4 separate regions of the Homo sapiens genome follow, and all the other regions are linked to region 2. Evidence: read pairs that join two places in POLR2A ChIA-PET (ENCODE). Cell type or tissue: HepG2. All regions are shown on one strand.

Region 1 (5,000 bases), 64 kb after region 2:
ATTTGCTGAATGCTCATCAGGTGCCAGATGCTGTGCTAGGTGTTGGAGGATACCAATAAACAAGACCATGTTCCTGTTCTGAAAGAGCAGAGGGTCTAATAGGGGAATGGGACAATGTCAGGGCTGTCTAGTAAATGCAACATCAGGCATAACCCCAGGGCAGCATCAAGGGGTGCATGGGAGACCTCGCCCCCCAGTTGGAGAGCACCTTTCTCTTGGCCACAGAGGAAGTTGGCACCTGCTTGCAGGAGGAAAGTTGGCCTCAGGAATTCAGGCTTAAACAAAAAAGGATGCCACTTGCTACCAGGAACACTCATATGAATGGTGAGGTTCCTTGGGGGAAAAGCTGTTGTACAGTAAAAATCCTTGGTGTCAACTACATGTTGAGCCACCTGCTCCATCCTGGGGGCTAAATGGAAGGTCTAAGTCCCCCGGTACCCAACATCCATGTTCTAGGAAATCTGTCCACTGGAGAAGATAGTTAGCGATGCCCTCTCACATCTTTAAGTGCCACATCAGGGACTTGGACTATCCCTGCTACGGGAACACAGTGGAACTAAGAGAAGAAAGAAAGAAATGCTTATTGAGCACCTACTAGATTCCTCCTAGGCATTGTGCCAGATGCTTTCATGTGCTATCTCATTTAATTCACACAGAAATCCTGTGACAGTTCATTATGTTTTTACAGATGAAGAAATTGTGGTTCAGAGGGGCTAATTGACTTGGCCAAGGTCACAGGTAGCAAATAGCAAAAGGCAAAACTGAGTTCCCAAACAAATCTGTTTGACCTCTTCATCTTTCTGCAGTTAGGAAAGCAGCATGGAGGAAGTTTCGCCCTTTGGCTCTTTATTTGAAGTTCTCTCATGGCCATTATTTCATCCTACTTTGCAATGCGGTGTTGTTTCCCAGACTATTTTGCAGAACACAAGATGTTAATAGGTGTTCTAGGCAAAAGAGCCTCCATGGCTAAATACATTGGGGAGATTGTGGGTGAAACTGGTTTAAGCCTGGAGCTCCTTTAGCCTTCAGTGTACTTCCATGTGTTTTGAAGCTCAAAGAAGAGACTATGGCAGGCACACAGTGGCTCAGGGCACTGGTGTCCAGTGGAAGCCCGTTTGGAAAGTATTGCTTATTTCCCAAGCATTTGATGAGCTTCTTCTCTGAGAATGGCCCCTGTGGTCCATGTTATTGCTCCCTCTGGACTGGACTGTGAGCAGAGATGGGGCCCTATCCTCCTCTCTCCCAGTGCCCATTGAACTTGACATAATTAGAGCTTAATCAACCTATGCGTGGGTGAGTGAAATAGGGCTCACCTTTAACCCTGAAGAGGTAGAGGAAAGAGCCATTGAGTTAGAGGAGGGCTTCCAGGAAAAGGAAGGAGTTAGACCTGTGACTCAGATGCAAATAGAGATGCTGCCCATTTGAGAAACGTAGAAAGAGGTTTGGTTTCAGCAGAGGGTGAGTATTTTAGATCAGCGACAGTCAGGGATCCTTTATCCAAGCACTTGGGCTATTTTTACTGCAATGAAATGGAATTTGCAGGACATCGAAAGACTGATGGTGACCAAAGGCCTTAATTCTCCATCTGTTACCGATGAATTGCAATGCTTAGTACTTTCCTGGGTCATAGCCATACTGGTTCTAACCCATTGCTTGAAGGTGGAATTACTCAGCTGAGCTCTAAGACCTGGCGGAGCTCACTGGCATTTTGTGGCGAACGTGGGGGTGCGTGTGTGCATGGCTGGGGGGAGTTGTGTCTAACCACAGGCAAGCTTTGGGGGTATTCTGAACGCTTTTACTACTTTTCTTGGACATGAAATTAAGGTCCCATGAGGACAGGCAGTTTTCATTTACCTTATTTGGAATACAGATTGACACATTTTTCCCTGATCTTTTGTTGAACCCAAAAGAACAAGCAAGCATAGTTTCTAAACAAAGAGGGACTTTGACAAAGCATCTTTAGACGGCATAATTATCAAGTAGAAACTTTTAACAAAGAGTTCTTTAGAGATTGAAAAATTCCCCATTCCTTATAACTGACAGCAAACCCTTTCTTGGAAGGGACCCGTTGGCCTGGCCTTGCTTTTGCTGCAGCCTGTAATTATAGTCACTTGATCTCCTGATTCAACTAAGAAGGAAGAAATCTGTACATATGAAGTGTCAGGGTCTCTCACGCCCCAGGTGGGGCTTTTTCTGAGAACATTCCTCCCAGAATTTCTTGTCACCAGTGGCACTTTGAAAACTTAGCGGTGAGCCGCCACGCAGCTCTGAGCTGTTTCTTTTTCATCTCTTTGGAAACTTTTCCCAGGAAAGTTATTTCTGTGACCTGAGAAAAGAGCACTGTGACAGGCTCAGAAGGCTCCCCACTGTCCTTCGATTCCAGCAATTGTCACCGAGCCGAAGAATCGCAGGGCAGCACCTCATGACTCACATCCGAGTCATGTCACCGAAGCTGCATGTTGCGTGCATGAAAAGGTCCTGTGTGCACGTTCTGCTAATGTTAGTTATCCACACTCTGACATCGCCGTTTGAGTTTCTCTGCTTCTGCCCTCCTTGCTTATGATCTGGTCATGAATGTATACCTTTGGAGAGCACCTTTTGGGTGTAGTTAATACCTAGTATTCTTTGGGCTGGGGGGCGGGGTGCAGTGGGATAGGGAAGAGAACCAAAAAGGAAATGTTACTTCATTTAAAGGACATATGAACCCAAAGTATCTGAGAGCAGTCTCAATCAATTTAGAAAGTTTATTTTGCCAAGGTTAAGGACATGCCTATGACACAGCCTCAGGAAGTCCTGAAGACATGTGCCCCAGGGTGGTCAGGAGACAGCTTGCTTGTATACATTTTACAGAGACGTGATGCATCAGTCAATATGTATAAGATGTGCATTGGTTTGGTCCAGAAAGGAGGGACAAGTCGAAGTAGTAGGCGGAGCTTCCAGGTCATAGGTAGATAAGAGACAAAGGGTTGCATTCTTTTGAGTCTTTGATCATCCATTCACTGAACACACAATTTACAGTGAGAAGAGTGGTGGAGAAATAGTCACTTTTGCCTTAGTCTGGCTCAATGAATCTGCATTTTTACATAAATAGGGCAGAGGAAGCAATCCAGGTATGCGTTTGTCTCAGGTGAGCAGAGGGAGGACTGTCTGTCCCACACCTGTGAAGATCAGCTAATCAGCTATCAATTTACATTGCCAGGTGAAGTTCAGCAGAATTGTTTTAGAATAAAGATATTGAGTTTCACAGGGAATTTCCTTGTGGCCAAATTGTGAGGAAGATACGTAGCTTTTGTTTTTTCTTTTTAAAATCTTTGTAGCTATCTTATTTAGGAATATAATGGGAAGCAGGTTTGCCTGAGGCAGTTGCCAGCAGTTCCCAGCTTGACTTTTATCTTTGGCTTAGTGATTTTGGGGTCCCAAGATTTATTTTCCTTTCACAGACAATATTCTCTAATAACACCTATCCAAATTAGGGGCTCTGGATGGTGTTTGGGCAGCAGACATGGTTAAAAAGAATGGCTGATTGTACAGTATGCTAATTATATCTCAATAAAGCTGTGAAAAAAATAATGAGTTAGGCCAGGTGCGGTGGCTCACGCCTGTAATCCCAACACTTTGGGAGGCTGAGGCGGGGCAGATCAACTGAGGTCGGGAGTTCGAGACCACTCTGACCGACTTGGAGAAACCCCGTCTCTACTAAAAATACAAAAAATTAGCCAGGTGTCGTGGTGCATGCCTGTAATCCCAGCTACTTGGGAGGCTGAGGCAGGAGAATCCCCTGAACCTGGGAGGCGGAGGTTGCAGTGAGCCTAAGTCATGCCATTGCACTCCAGCCTGGGCAACAAGAGCGAAACCCCATCTCAAAATAAATAAATAAATAAATAAATAAATAAATAAATAAATAAATAAATAAATATGACTCACTGATGCTGATTATCAAGTAGGTACTAGGAACTGGTCTAAACATTTTCTCTACCTTGATCTCCTTCAGTTTGTCTTCATAACCATCTCTATCACATAAATCCTATTATTATCATCCTTATTTAACAAATAAGGAGACCAATTAAGAGATATGCAACTTGCCTTTGACTGGTAAAGTGATGCAAATAGGAAGAGATGAAACAGAGATTCAAACCCTGGTAGTCCCACCCCAGTATTCATCTTCTATATGGGATTAGGCAAGATTCCTGAAAAAGCTTCTAAACCCCTCATATTAAACACAAAGACTCTGTTCCAGTGAGTAGACTATGCCATTCCCTGTCCCCAAATTCAGCCTGGCTCCCCCTCCCTGGTGCATGTCCTGTAGATGGTGGAGTGAAAAGAGGTGCAGTTTGACAAAAGAGGGCATTCCATCTCCTTATCTTCTGATATTACTGTCAGAAACAAGTTCCTGGCCTCTCACTTCAGCTCTCTTCTTTTCAGCCAGTTATCCCCTGAACAAAATTGCCTCAAGATTACAGATGAGCAGCTGTGTTTTGGATGCAGGAGCATTGCCATCTTGCTGACAGCTGAGTTTTCTCTGGGGACATCAGCTAGCCCACAGCACCCCACTCTTTTTCCACACTCCTTATTTTCCTGTAAGCTGTGGTTGGTTTCCTCTTGTGACCACAAATGAATCAAAAAGAGAACTGTTTCCCAGTTATTCCTTATTATGTCAAAGCAGATGTTCAAGGTGAGGCTCCGGATGACTTATCAAAACTCCAGAGGTGATTTGTGTCCTGATAACAGTGAGGTCTCAGACTCACATGTATGCAGGTGGAAGGCAGGCAGTGTCAATATGCAAAGCGTGCCAGGCATAAGGGGGTAAGCGCCATGTCTCTACCATTGTCACCAAGCACAGCACCTGTCTAGTTGTATTGCCTTTTAAAAGACAGACTAGGCCGGGCACAGTGGCTCATGCCTGTAATCCCAGTACTTTGGGAGGCCGAGGCAGGTGGATCACCTGAGGTCAGGAGTTCGAGACCAGCCTGACCAAAATGGTGAAACCCCATTTCTACTAA
Region 2 (5,000 bases):
ATCCTGGGCCTTTTTTTTTTTCTTTTTTTCTTTTTTGGCCTAATTAACTGTGTCACCATTCAAGCCAATTAGGTGTGTGCCTTACTGGGAGATCAATTAAAAAATAAATTAGTGTCAAAGTGGAAAGGGATGTGTCGAAAGATAAATTTTCTTTCCAGTCTTGTACAGAAGCAGCGGGAAACAGAGCATTTTGTAGCTTTACTTACATGCACACATGTAGGAAAGAAGGACTGGAAGGGATCTTAGAGGTCATGAGTTAGCTCAGTGCCTTTTGTTGCAAAGGTCAAGAAGGTTCTAAGGTCTTTGACTTGGATGATGCAATTTCAAGAGAACTTCGCTTGGACAGAAGTCTGTGTTTCATCTTTACTAGCTGTAGGCGAGTCCCTCTACCTTTCTGATCCTAAGCTATCTGTTCAGTAAGTGCTTCACTGAGTGACTATAGAAAGCATGAATGATTAGTAAAATAAATGGATTTGAGTAGGTGGGCCCAGTGTCTCTTTCAGGTCTATGGATCTGATGCAAATTCACACTGTCAGGGGCAAAGCCAGAACCATATAAAAGCGGGCATCTTTGGTACCTCTCTTGTCCTCATACCCTACATTTATCTTCCAGTAAGTCCTGCTGGCTGTGCCTTCAAGGTTCTATATACCTATCCAAGCCTACTAGATACTAAAATATTAGTTATTGAATAAACAAAATTAGGTCTCTGGCCTCTGGGCTCTTTGGATTCTACGATATATTTTTCTCCCTTCTGTTCCTTTAAAGGAGCAAATAAGAGGGACCCTGAAGTCACCAAGGGGACTTGAGTCACTGAGTTTATATCCGGCATGAAACACTGTCCAAGGCAGGAATGGAGACACAGAGTGAGGAAGAATGACGAAATCTGCCCCAAACAGGGTTCCCATGAGAGTTCAACTAATGAACAGTGACCTGCTGGCTCAGCCCAGGGAGAATCTCAAAACATAACATTTGGCTTCCAAATCATGCTAGATTGTAGTCTATATCTCTGGAGACAGATCTGGTAGCAGTTACAATGGAAGTGGGCTTTTATTCTTTTTTTTTTTTTTTTTTTTTGAGACAGAGTTTTGCTCTTGTTGCTCAGGCTGGAGTGCAGTGGTGCGATCTCGGCTCAATGCAACCTCTACCTCCTTGGTTCAAGGGTTTCTCCTGCCTCAGCCTCCTGAGTAGCTGGGATTCCAGGCAGCCGCCACCACACCCAGCTAATTTTTGTATTTTAGTAGAGATGGGGTTTCACCATGTTGGCCAGGCTGTTCTCCAACTCTTGACCTCAGGTGATCCACCCGCCTCAGCCTTCCAAAGTGCTGGGATTATAGACATGAGCCACTGCACCCAGCCTTGAATAGCTCTTAATGTTTCTCATAGACACGTACAGTAGGGGCTCAACCCCAAATGTTTGTTTCCTTGACTTAAGATTTTAGAGATACCCTGATATCCCATGACATCAGCACTGCCTTTTTTTTTTTTTTTTAATTTTTGGAAAGAAAATGTGTTTTCCTTGTAGAACAGTAAGACGATGACTCCAGACAGGATGAGGGCAGTCAGCACAAAAAGACCCTCTGGGCCTCATTGTAATAGTGAAGGAAAAAACAAGAATTGACTAGACCTTTTCAAGAATGGATTGCTCTGCTGGAGGCATCATTAAGGTTCTCCAGACTGATCCACTTTATACATGTGTGTCATGAATAAAACAATGCATGTCCGTATCAGCACAAAGGTAAAGAATGAAACTCAATTGTGTATATTTCTACTACCTACAGTCAGCTATTGTTAATATTTCAGATGCTTTTCTGTGCATATAGGATGGATTCTTTTATAAAATTGGGATCATAATATAATCCTGTTTGTATACCAGTCTTTTTCGTCTTAACTTTGCATCACAACCATTTTTCTTTGTTATGCTAAAACATAAAAGTCAAAAAGTCGGCTTGCCCTGTGTTCAAGTCCCAGCCCCGGCTCCGTAATCTTGGTGATCCAATTAACCTCTCCCTGCCATATTTTCTTTTTTTTTTTTTTTCTTTTTTTCCCCCACTTTTTTTGAGACAGGGTCTTGCTCTATAGCCCAGGCTGGAGTGCAGTGGCACAATCACGGCTCACTACAGCCTCAATCTCTTGGGCTTGGGTGATTCTCCCCCTGCAACCCGCCCCCCGCCCCCCCCCCCCCGCAACCCACCACCCCAGCCACCATGAGTAGCTGTAACTACAGGTGTGCACCACCACACCTGGCTAATTTTTATATTTTTTTTTAATAGAGATGGGGTTTTGCCACGTTGCCCAAGCTGGTCTTGAACTCCTGTGCTCAAGCAATCCGCCTACCTCCGCCTCTCAAAGTGCTGGGATTACTGGTGTGAGCCGCTGTGCCCGTCTGCCATACTTTATAGGAAAACTGGGCACCTTCTCTTCTCTGAGTGCAGTTGTTGTCAACACTGCCTTTAAGTTATAATCATCTGGGGAGCACGTGAAGAATAATGATGCCCAGGTCTACCCCATATCAGCCAAGTCAGAACCTCTGGTATGGGCAGTGGCCTGCCGTATTTTTGAAAGCTCCCTACATAATGCTGAAGTGTGGCCAGGGTTGAGATTCACTGCCCTAAGGTTGCTATCCCAGGATCTGCTGGCTACTGCAACAAAAGAGACACTGTGTCTTGGTTGTTTTGCCATGGGGGCAGTGGGGCAGGGTACTGTTTGGGAGGAGTGTTTGGAGACGGGATTAAAATCCTGGCACTTGTCCCTCCCAGGGAAAAGGGTCATCCTGTTTATTTTGTGTCAAGAGCTCAAACAGTGATCAAAATCCAATCCAACATCATAAATACCAGAAAAGGTCAGGGCTGGGCTGGTCATAGGATCAAGCACACACAGCCGAGCTGAGGTTGGCACTTAGTCAACTCCAAACTCTTCACTAGCAAACAGCACAGGGGGGGACTTGGCAAGGCCCGGCCTCTTGGCGCCCCAGTCACAGAATGGAGGTTCACATGGCTCTGTTGTTTTTGTCGAAGGAGGAGAAATGCCATTTTCTCAGCAGTCCTTCTCCTTGACTCATTAGTGTAGTTGGCAATGTGGTTACTTTTTAACTTCTCTGCAAATATTCATAGAAAGAGAAGGGGAGTAGAAGGCAGGAGCTGTTAATGTACACCAAGCTCCTATTTTTTGCAGGCCTCCACAGGGTAAAAGGGACTGGCCCCCGTGCACCAGGCCACTGCCAGTGGTGCAGATGAAGGACCTGAGCCCCCACAGGCATCTGAGGTCACATGGTCAGTAGAGCTGGGAATTTTATCCCGGGTCAGAAGAACTTCAAAGCCCATATTTTGTCTTATTACTACACATCTTAAGAGATTAGAGGGCCGGGTGCAGTGGCTCACACCTGTAATCCCAGCGCTTTGGGAGGGCAAGGCAGGTGGATCATTTGAGCCTAGGAATTTGAGACCAGCCTGGGCAACATAGCAAGACCTCTTCTCTACAAAAAAATACAAAAATTAGCCAGGTGGGTGTGGTCCCAGCTACTTGGTAGGCTGAGGTGGGAGGATCACCTGAACCTGGAAAATTTGAGGCTGCAGTGAGCTGTGATCGTGTCACTGCACTCCAGTATAGGTAGTGGAGCGAGACCCTGTCTCAAAAAAAAAAAAAAAAGTTTGGAGGATTTAATTAGATCATTTCTAGATATTCTGATCTTGATTGTGACAATCTAAAGGAAATTGCATTGTAGGCTATTTAAGGAACTTTCCACATAAGTTTGTCAAGCCAGCCTAGCTAATAGAACAGGATATGTTTGAGCAAGTTATTTACCCCATTGGGCCTATGTGGAATCCCACTGGCTCCTTTAATAAAAGAACATCCAGTCCTCAGGGTTGGTGATAAGATGAGTGTGAAGTGCGGATGCCCATGGGCATGGGGAATTTATTTACCAGTTCTTTTATTAAAAGAGCTGGCAGGATTCTGTTACCAGGACTTGCCTTTTTTTTTTTCTTTTAATCAGAAAATTTTGACAAAGAATCTATGAAGTGCAGATGTAGGGCCAACCATACTTTTCACACTTTTTTGATTGTATCCTACAGTCAGAAATACATTTTTCATCACAATCCAAAAGACATATGTGTGTATGTATGTTTATACAGGCATATATACACACATATATGCAGATGAGCAATTAAAACAATATTTTCGTAAAACAATACTTGACCTTACTATGTTCAGTGAATTTTTATATTTCTTTTCTAATCTATTTAATGTATTTTAATTTTTAAAATGCTTGCTCAGATCCACTGAATTATTTTCACAACCTTCAAATGTGTTACAAACCCTAGTTTCAAAAACACTGGACTGGAAGATATCCTAAAATGCCTTTTAACTCTGTATTAAGCATTCTGAAATTCAGCAAACTTGCCAGCAATCAGAGAGGAGATCAGAAGCTCATTTTCTAGAACCCATTTGCTGGAAGGGGCAGTGAGTAATCTCTTGTAGACGGCTTCCTTGTCCTCCAGTGGCCTTCCCCTTCATTGAGTTACTTTGTGTGGCCGTGCCAAGCATGGTGGCTGCCACGTGGTGGGGGGAGCCTTACATCTCATTTTCCTTACTTCCCAGGCAGGTGCCCTGTTTTATTTATCTCTGTATTCCAAGCATCTAGTAAGGCTCAACACTGGGCTCAGTAAATTGATGGGGAAACAAAATAAAAAATGTGGCTCCATTTTCGTTTTTCATTAACCTTCAGGGAAGATTGCACAATGTACCTTCGTAATGCTATTCATTTTTTAACTAGCTTCAATTCAGCTCAGAAATATGTATGGAAATATGCCTACTATGTGCCAGGTAATGTTGGACACAGAAGACACTAAAGAATGCGCAAGAAAGAGAAGTGATTCTTGCTCTGAAGGAAATCCTGTGTAAATGGAGAAGGGGAAGAAAAAAGCAAAAATAACTACAAAGTAATATGGCCATTGCTTGTGCAGAGAGTTTCCAAAAGCATGGTGCAGGCATAGTTGAAGGAG
Region 3 (5,000 bases), 150 kb after region 2:
TACACTGTGAGAAGTACTGAGTTTAGGAATAAAAGGTTTCATCTGAAACTTCCTCTGAACCTCATTCAAAGGAGTCATCCAGGCACTTTGGTCCCTACTTTCTCCTCCTGAGCCAAGGAGGTATGTGGTCTGAATTGACCAACCCAATTCTAGCTACATTCTTGTAGCTAGCCTAAAGAATGAAAATAGGGCAGGGAGGGAATAGTGGCAGAACCTTCTCTTAAACAGTTTTCATAATGCAAGCTTAAGGCATTCCCCTTTGCTAAAAAAGTTTTAAAGAGTTCTTGCCTGCAAGTAGTCCTCTACATGCTATGAAGTTACTTGGATGGTTTCAGATGCAGAAAGAAGGGAATGTTCCTACCATGCAGGAGGGAAAGTTGACATAAGTTAGCGCTGACACAGTGTCCTGAGTTGAATATTTATTGGCTCCATCCGGTTACCCACTATCACTAATCTTGGATCAGGCCCTACCCTAGGCCTACAGCTTCCTTTTCATACAGGACTGTCCTCAGGGAAGCCCTAGTTTTCCTGGCTTTTTTTTTTTTTTTTTTTTTGAGGCAGAGTCGCTGCGTCACCCAGGCTGGAGTGCAGCGGCGCGATCTCGGCTCACTGCAAGCTCCGCCTCCGGGGTTCACACCATTCTCCTGCCTCAGCCTCCCAAATAGCTGGGACTACAGGGGCCCGCCACCACGCCCGGCTAATTTTTTTGTATTTTTAGTAGAGACGGGGTTTCACCGTGTGTTAGCCAGGATGGTCTCAATCTCCTGACCTCGTGATCTGCCAGCCTTGGCCTCCCAAAGTGCTGGGATTACAGGTGTGAGCCACCATGCCCAGCCCTTTCCCGGCCTTTTATAATGATTGGGATCTTCCCAGGTTTTCACAGAGGCAGTCTGCTTATGGCCTGTGGTCTTCTCAAAGTCCTTCAAACATTTACTTACTGCTCCTCCAGGAGCTACTCTTTTGTTTTGGCTTTAGACCCCTGATTCAGCAAAGCCTCACCGTATTTAGTTATGAGCATGTAGATACACACACACATACACACACACACACACACACACACACACACACACACACACACGCTCCCAGGAGGTTGAGACCACATGGTATGGTTGAGACCACAAATCAAAGAGTGAAATTAATTTTACCACACGTTAGTTATATGGAAGCTTTAGTTTCTTCATCTGTAAAATGGAGGTAATTCTGTCTACCTTAGTTTCTTCATCTGTAAAATAGAGATAATTCCATCTACTTTGCAAGTTTGTCATAAGAATCAGAGGTCATCTGGCTGGGTGCAGTGGGTCACACCTGTAATCCCAGGACTTCGGGAGGCCGAGGCATGCGGATTACGAGGTCAGGAGTTCGAGACCAGCCTGGCCAACATGGTGAAACCCCGTCTCTACTAAAAATACAAAAAATTAGCTGGGTGTGGTGGCACACGCCTGTAGTGCCAGCTACTCAGGAGGCTGAGGCAGAAGAATCACTTGAACCTGGGAGGCAGAGGTTGCAGTGAGCCGAGATTGTGCCACTGCACTACAGCCTGGGTGACAGAGCGAGACTCTGTCTCAAAAAAAAAAAAAAAAAAGAATCAGAGGTCATCTAAGTTAAGTTCCTTCTCTCTAGTATACTGCAGTTGCTTGATAAATAGTAGGTATTATCATCATTGTCACCCTGTTTAGCTTCTCTTTTTTTTTTTTTTTTTGGCAGTTGCACTGGCAAAAAATAATGTCTAGCTCATAAAATAGCATTATTCTCACTTTCCTCTCTGCACAGATACCTACTTTTCTTTCCCTGCCATCTTGATTACTGAGCTGTTGCTAAAAAGAAAACATGGCCCTCTGATCCACAGATGAAAAGCCCTGCTACTTGACCAGATGTTCATGAGAGAATCCTTTGATTTTTAATTTATTTATTCATTTATTTATTTAGCGTTGGTCTCTGTGCTCCCAGCACAACAGCTGTAGGTAAAGTGCTGCGGGTCACATGCATCCCAGCCAGCTCCCTTGACAGTCCTTGTCAAATTTAAGGCATGTTGCCTCTGTGCAGAGCACTCAGGGGCAAGGGGCTTGCTCCAAGCTCCCAGACCCCGACGACAAGGATGGGAATGGGTGGATCAGGCAGCAGCGAATGCCAGGCAAAGGCCAAAGTCAAGCTTTTTGGCACCACCTTCCACCTGACAGCAGAAAAGCAGGGTCAAAAGTCTGATTTGGGGCACGCATTCCAAAGCCAAATCCGTGTTGTTTCAGCTTAAAAGGCTCCAGTTTCAAATGGAACCATTTTCATAACTTGAAGCAGTAGTCACTTAAAAATCCTCTTTCTACTTTGCACACATGCACATAATTTATATTAAATCCAGTGGGAATTAGGCAAGTTCAGTGAGGGATAATTAGACACCTTAATGAGGAAATGTATAGTTTCTGTAACTGTCATTTATTAAGCTTTTATGTACTACTTCATATTTTGAAAGCACTGCACAGCCATTAATTAGGATATTTCCGCAGCCCCATAGGAGCAAGGTCAATAAACAGAGTTCTGTTTCTCTTGGAAATGTTGTTTCTCAAGTCTTTTATGACCTGAGTGCAAACTCCTAACCTTTGAAGAAACTGGCAGATTGTCTTATAAGCTCATATCAATATGATGATTATATTTAACATCCTAAACAGACTCATTAGCTGCTTAAGAATATAATTTAAGCTCATAATTTTCCATACAGTGGATTTTCTTTCCTTTATTATTATTTGTTTTCTTCCTGTGGATGTATCTCTTAGCTGCCACTTGGAATAACCTCAAGAGATCTCCTAAGCATGCAGGCTGTGACACTATAAGCCACCTATTTTCAGAACACTGAGAAGGCTATGGGCCTGGAAATGTTTGCAAATATTGCAAATATTTCAAGTTGTCCAGTACATTTCACACTCACGGGAATTTTGAAGATTATTTGAATAATCAGTGGATTACAAAGAAAAATGATTTACTAGGTTTGGACATTAATTATCCATTAATAATTCCCACTACAGCACTGGTGGATACTCTTCCACTGTACCAGATGCCATTTAAATCTTTAAAGTGGCATCCACTTTAAAGATGCCATTTTTCTTGCTTTTGTTGTTGTTGTTGTTGTTTTTAAGACAGAGTCTCGCTGTGTTGCCCAGGCGGGAGTACAGTGGGGCCATCTTGGCTCACCACAACATCCGCCTCCCAGGTTCAAGCAATTCTTCTGCCTCAGCCTCCTAAGTAACTGTGATTACAGGCACCCACCACCACATCTGGCTAATTTTTGTATTTTTAGTAGAGACAGGGTTTTGCCGTATTGACCAGGCTGGTCTCGAACTCCTGACCTCAGGTGATCCACCCTCCTCTGCCTCTCAAAGTGCTGGGATCACAGGCGTGAGCCACCGCACCTGGCCCCCATTTTCTTTTTTGTTCCTCACAATCACCTTGGAGTTAATGTGGGATTGTCACTATATTACAAATAAGGATCTGAGGCTTAGAAACACAGTGACTTTTTTCAAGAATCATATTGATATTAAGCAGTGATATCAGGACTCAGAGCCAAGAGTGTGTTTTCCAAGTCCACTGCAGTTTTTTCTTTTTCCTTCCCCTTCTGGGATAGCTACAAAAAAAAAAAAAAAGAAGAAGCGTGTGTTCCCAGAATTCATTCTGCTGTGTCACTCTGAGGATGTGAGGATATTGGTTATAGGAATAACCTGTGGTAGGCTGGGCACGGTGGCTCACACCTGTAATTGCAACACTTGGGGAGGCCGAGGCAGGTGGATCATGAGGTCAGGAGTTCGAGAGCAGCCTGGCCAACATAGTGTAACCCTGTCTCTACTAAAAATACAAAAAATTAGCTGGGTGTGGTGGTGGGCACCTATAATCCCAGCTACTCGGGAGGCTGAGGCAGGAGAATCGCTAGAACCCGGGAGGCAGAGGTTGCAGTGAGCCGAGATCACGCCATTGCACTCCTGCCTGAGCGACAGTGCAAGACTCCGTCTCAAAAAAAAAAAAAAAAAAAAAAGGAAAAAGGAAATAACCTGTGGATAATTATAGATTTATGAGCAAAGACAAATGTTTTCACCCATGCTAGACAACTTTATGCAGCCTTTCTAAAATTTTCTTTTTTGGGAGAAGAGGGGGACATGGGTCATTACCTTTTGAGGTCTGCAGTTCAGATGTGGTGGACAGTATTTGCTACCTGCTAGATATTCAGCAACCCATTCCTTTGAAATCACTGTCCTAGAGAGAGAAGCCTGTCTGGTTTGACCTTTGTTCTTCCTGTCTCTCACTTATATAACCTTTTTTATCCTTAAGTTTCAGTGTAGACATCATTCATTTCAAGATGCCCTTCCCCTAATGCTTCCCCTGAGACACAGTCAGTTTACCTGTACCCCAGCTCCCATAGTTCTTCCCCACCTCCCATTTATCACAGTGCTTTGCATTTTTGTGATTACCTGTTTCCCTTCCCTATCAGGCCTTGCTCCCTGAGAACAAGGACTGTGTTTTAAAAACTTCCAAGTCCCCAGTTAACTAATGAATAGAACCAAAGCAGGTGCTCAAATAAAAAAATTTTGAAATGAATCATAGACGAAATGACTTCTGAATGCAGGACCTATGAGGATGTGAGGATATTGGTTATAGGAATAACCTGTGGTAGGCTGGGCACGGTGGCTCACACCTGTAATTGCAACACTTGGGGAGGCCGAGGCGGGTGGATCATGAGGTCAGGAGTTCGAGAGCAGCCTGGCCAACATAGTGTAACCCTGTCTCTACTAAAAATACAAAAAATTAGCTGGGTGTGGTGGTTTACACCTGTGTTCCCAGCACTTTGGGAGGCCAAGGTGGGCGGATCACTTGAGTTCAGGAATTCGAGACCAGCCTGGCTAACATGGTGAAACCCCTTCTCTCTTAAAAATACAAAAAACATTAGCCAGGCCTGGTGGCGCACACCTGTGGTCCTACTTACTCAGGAGGCTGAGGCACAAGAATGGCTTAAACCTGGGAGG
Region 4 (5,000 bases), 52 kb before region 2:
AGTAATCACTACTACATTTCTTCAACTGTACCTGAAATGACAGTGTATGGAGCCTAGGTGACAGTTGACCCTTAAAACATGTCTTCTGACCTGCTTGTGGAATAAATGCCTTCCAGGTTGCTGACTTGCTTAAATGTGCTCCCCATTGTGTCTCCATCCCATAGACAGAGACATTCTCTGTGGTTCTGCAAATCACAGCACTTGGTCTAGATCTGCATATGTGACATGCCCCACCTTGAGCTACAGTTGGTCTGAGCTCAGAGTCTTAAACTCATTTAAAAGCAGTGAAGTGTCCCAACTCACCTTTTTTCTCATCCTGAGCATTGTTTCCTTCTCATTCTTATTTATTGTGGTCTTCTCATTCATACTTCATTTAACTGATAAGGAAATGCTTTATCTGTATCAAAACATCTCTTGTACCCCATAAATATATACACCTACTATGTACCCACAAAAAATAAAAATTAAAAAAAAGAGAGAGAAGTGCTTTCATATACCTACTTTCATTCTGTCCTCCCAAGAACTCCATGCCACAGAGAGGACATGTGTTTTATTATGTTTTATTTCTAAGGAATTTGCCAAAAGAATTAACCAAATGCTGCTAAAGAGAGCAGCATTTGGATGGAGCGGATGCCAGAATCTCGTTCTTGTGAGCCTTCCCTGCAGTGCTATCTCATGCACCACAAGTCTTACCTACCAGAAACTTCTGTTAAGAAACAACTTCAGCGGGGTATGGTGGCTCAAGCCTGTAATACCAGCACTTTGGGAGGCTGAGGCAGGTGGACCACCTAAGGTCAGGAGTTCGAGACCAGCCTGGCCAACATGGTGAAACTCTGTCTCTACTAAAAATGCAAAAATTAGCCGGGCATGGTGGTGGGTGCCTGTAATCCCAGCTACTTGGGAGGCCAAGGCAGGAGAATCGCTTGAACCCAGGAGGCGGAGGTTGCAGTGAGCTGAGATTGCGCCATTGCACTCCAGGCTGGGCGACAAGAGCAAAACTCCATCTAAAAAACAAAAACAAAAAACTTCATTGATTCAAGAGTGTGGTTATAATGACGGAGTTGGGATCAAAACAAGAAAGACCAGAGGTGTTTGACAAATAATGAGAAAGCAATGGGCAGGGTAAACTGGAAATTATGATGAGGTTAGGAAATTTGCACTGAGCACAGAGTCTTTGTCCAAATGTTATGAAAGGATAAAAGGCTAGAGTTGAGGAGTGAGATGTTAGAGATTTGGTATTTTCGATGAGGCCCTTTTTGGGGTTCTTTTTTTGGCATGTTAGCCTGGGATTGAGTGGCTGAGGTGTTGTTGGAAAAAGTTAATGAAAACTATGGGCTCTAGATACTGCAAGGCCCAGGGTGTTGGCTGCTTCATCCCTAGGATGATGAAACTCAAGGAAAATTGTCAAGCACCAAAAGGAATTGTATACCTGCAGATCAAAAGGAGCCTCGACAACTAAGGTAAAATCAGTGATAAGTTGCCCACATTAGTGTACACCCTAGAAAATTATTTGAATTGCAAGGATTAAAACACAATCCTTCTTTTAGGAATAGTAATTCCCATTATTAAGAGTTGATTATTTGCCAACCTAATATGCTTAACTTGCATAATCTTCTTTTATCCCTACCATTTCCTGGCGAGGAAACTGAAGCTTAGGAAAGAGACTTGTTCAGATTACTCAGCGAATGCATTGTGGAACCAAAACATGAATTTTGGGTAGTCTGACTCTTGAGCAGCGCTACCCGATGGAAATAAAACAGCAACTCATCTGTGTGATTTTAAATTTTCCAGTAGTCACATTCTGAAAAGCAAAATAGAACCAGTGCAATACATTTTAATAATACATCTCATTTAATTTTATTTATCCAAAATAGTATCGTTTCAACCTGAGATCAGTATTTTGAGAATTACTGAGATATTTTACAGATTGTAAATATTAAGTCTTTGAAATCTGGTATATATTTTGAACGTCTCACTTTGGACTTGCGTATTTTAAGTGCTCAGTAACACATATGGTTGTTGATGGCTGTGGACAAGGTATGGAACTTGGCTTTTAACACTACGTGGTAATACCAGGGCAGAGGGTGGAGACAAGCTTATTATCTTGGAAGAATAAAAATCCCGCCTCAGCTTCTGTGCTGTGAGAGTAGGTGTCCAAATAAAATGTCTGCAGAGTTTTGAGCAAAATAGACAGAGACCCAAGAATACCAACCAAGTTCTCTCATGTTAATAAGGCAACAGAAAAAAAATGATAGGCTTTGCAGGAACTCAGAAAATATACACCAATAGGCCAGGTGCAGTGGCTCACGCCTGTAATCCCAGCACTTTGGGAGGCTGAGGTGGGTGGATCACTTGAGCCCAGGAGTTCGAGACCCACCTGGGCAACATGGCGAAACCCCGTCTCTACCAAGAAAATCCACAAATTAGCCAGTCTCATAACCTGGTCTCAAAATAAATAAATAGACTTAAAAAAATTTTAAAAACAGAAAAAAGGCTGGGCGCTGTGGCTCACGCCTGTAATCCCAGCACTTTGGGAGGCCGAGGTGGGCGGATCACAAGGTCAAGAGATTGAGACCATCCTGGCTAACACGGTGAAACCCCGTCTCTACTAAAAATACAAAAAATTAGCCGGATGTGGTGGTGGGCACCTCTAGTCCCAGCTACTCGGGAGGCTGAGGCAGGAGAATGGCGTGAACCTGGGAGGCAGAGCTTGCAGTGAGCCAAGGTCACGCCACTGCACTCCAGCCTGGGTGACAGAGCAAGCTCCGTCTCAAAAAATACACACACACAAACAAACAAACAAAAACAGAAAAAAAAAGAAAATATACACAAGTGTATTGTTCTTGAAGAAACTATAGCTTCTTTGCAAGCCACCCAAAAAAGTGATCAAAATGAATATTCAGGAATGAAAAGGTATTGTTATAAAGGGGCAGACAGTGTGTACAGAGTTACACATAGAGTGATATGTAAATAATTGTTTTAAGTCAGTTGCAAGGCTGATTGCAAATGCCGAAAAGTATTTGTCTTCAGAACATACGCAAATAATAAGCTGATCACAGCCATTTTAAAACACACTGGAGAGTATGAGTTGGGTTTAAAAGCTGTTAAATATAGTGGATTTTGTGGGGTAACTTAGGTGGTATCTTTTAACTCTTTACTTTGATTATCCTGGAAAAAAGGGTAAGGTGTTTCTGCAAAGCTCAGACATGACCCCAATGAAATAAGTAGAATTAGATCTAATTTATTAGTGATGATTATTTCAAATGAAATAAAGCCTAAGTAAGAAGCAAAGAAGATGAGACAGAAAAAAATAATAATAATAATAAAATGAACTATTAGATAGCCACATGGGAAAAAATTAATCTTGCTCCTCACTTCATTCCACATACAAAAATTAACTTGAAATGAATCTTAACACCTAAATATGGGAGCTAAATCTGTAGAACTTATAGAGGAAAACAAAGAAAATTATAGGGACTTCAAGTTGGGCAAAGATTTCCTCCCTCCCTCCCTCCCTCTGTCCCCCTTCCCTCCCCTCCCCTCCCCTCCTCTCTCCTCCCCTCCCTTCTCCTCTCCTCTTTCTTTTTTTCCTTTCTTTTCTTTCTTTCTCTGGGTCTCCCTTTGTCACCCAGGCTGAAGTGCAGTGGCAGAATCATAGCTCACTGCAGCCTCAAATACCTGGGCTCAAGCAATCCTCCTGCCTCATCCTCTAGAGTAGCTGGGACTACAGGCACATGCTATCACGCCTGGCTAATTTAAAAAAAAAAAAAAATTTTTTTTTTTTTTTTGGAGAGACGGGTCTTGCTATATTGCCCGTGTTGATCTTGAACTCCTGGCCCAAGCAGTCCTGCTACCTCGGCCTCCCAAAGTGTTGGGATTACAGGTGTGAGCCACCATGCCTGGCAGAGAGATTTCTTAAATAAGACATAAAAAGCACACACTAAATAAGAAAAAAATTGATAAATTGGACTTCATCGAAGTTGAGGATTTTTGTTCTTGCAAAGACATTAATAAGAAACTATAAGGATAAGCTACAGACTGAAAGAAAGAATTTGCCAAGCATCTATCTGATGAAAGATTTGTATCTGGGATATATGGAGAGGTCTTACACCAATAATAAGAAAACAACCCAATTTAGAAATGAGCAACATATTTTAAGAGACATGTCAGCCAAGGAGAGATGGAGTGGCCAATGAATCCCTGAAAAATGCAAATCAATAATGACATCATTAGTCATCAGGGAAATGCAAATTAAAGACCATCCTGAGATACCACTTCACACCCACTACAATGGCTAAGATTAAAAGGACTCACAATACAAAGTGTCAGTGAGGATGTGGAACAGCTGCAACTCTCTGACATCACTGATGGAAGTGAAAAATGGTATACCACTTCAGAAAACAGCTTGGTAGCTTTTTTGTTTGTTTGTTTGAGGCAGAGTCTCACTCTTTGCCCAGGCTGGAGTGCAGTGGCCCCATCTTGGCTCACTGCAACCTCCGCCTCGCGGGTTCAAGCGATTCTTCTGCCTCAGCCTCCCGAATAGCTGGAATTACAGGCACCCACCACCACGCCCAGCTAATTTCTGTATTTTTAGTAGAGACGGGGTTTTGCCATATTGGCCCGGCTGATCTCAAACTCCTGACCTCGTGATCCACCCGCCTCAGCCTCCCAAAGTGCTGGGATTACAGGTGTGAGCCACCACGCCCGGCCTTGGCAGCTTTTTAAAATATTAAACATAACTCACAATATGACCTAGTGGTTCCACTCCTAGGTGTTCAACCAAGAGAAATAAAACCTATGTCCACTGGAAAACTTGTATGTGGATATTCGTGGCAGCTTTATTCATAGGACTTCACTGACTGTCAGCTGAAGAACTGGTAAACAGCTGTGGTATGTCTCAGCAGTGGGAAGGAATGAACTGACGGCACATACAGCAATGCCAGTGAGAAGGTTTGATGTTAAGTGAAAGAAAGCCAGACCGAAAGACTGCATGGTAAATG

What was found. Peaks named below come from ENCODE experiments on the same cell type or tissue, not always from the same donor. Only the 100,000 strongest peaks of a DNase experiment are listed, where the experiment ranks them.
Region 1: POLR2A ChIA-PET joins it to region 2 with 6 read pairs; 5 of 35 experiments call an interaction of 5 or more read pairs at or near these places.
Region 3: POLR2A ChIA-PET joins it to region 2 with 5 read pairs; 2 of 35 experiments call an interaction of 5 or more read pairs at or near these places.
Region 4: POLR2A ChIA-PET joins it to region 2 with 5 read pairs; 2 of 35 experiments call an interaction of 5 or more read pairs at or near these places.

What each region holds. Positions count from the first base shown.
Region 1 is chr22:33,474,341-33,479,340 of GRCh38, reverse strand. All of the region lies in intron 6 of LARGE1 (LARGE xylosyl- and glucuronyltransferase 1), which reads left to right. Among named protein-coding and RNA genes, the nearest start is that of MIR4764, 40 kb to the right of the region's middle. In HepG2, no CTCF peak of the experiment used is centred here; DNase peaks (open chromatin) are centred at 2,460 and 2,950.
Region 2 is chr22:33,538,237-33,543,236 of GRCh38, reverse strand. The region is part of intron 6 of LARGE1 (LARGE xylosyl- and glucuronyltransferase 1); the gene reads left to right. Among named protein-coding and RNA genes, the nearest start is that of MIR4764, 100 kb to the right of the region's middle. In HepG2, no CTCF peak of the experiment used is centred here; DNase peaks (open chromatin) are centred at 876 and 2,906.
Region 3 is chr22:33,390,781-33,395,780 of GRCh38, reverse strand. The region is part of intron 7 of LARGE1 (LARGE xylosyl- and glucuronyltransferase 1); the gene reads left to right. Among named protein-coding and RNA genes, the nearest start is that of MIR4764, 43 kb to the left of the region's middle. In HepG2, no CTCF peak of the experiment used is centred here; a DNase peak (open chromatin) is centred at 2,160.
Region 4 is chr22:33,590,631-33,595,630 of GRCh38, reverse strand. The region is part of intron 5 of LARGE1 (LARGE xylosyl- and glucuronyltransferase 1); the gene reads left to right. Among named protein-coding and RNA genes, the nearest start is that of SNORA50B, 110 kb to the left of the region's middle. In HepG2, no CTCF peak of the experiment used is centred here; a DNase peak (open chromatin) is centred at 3,000.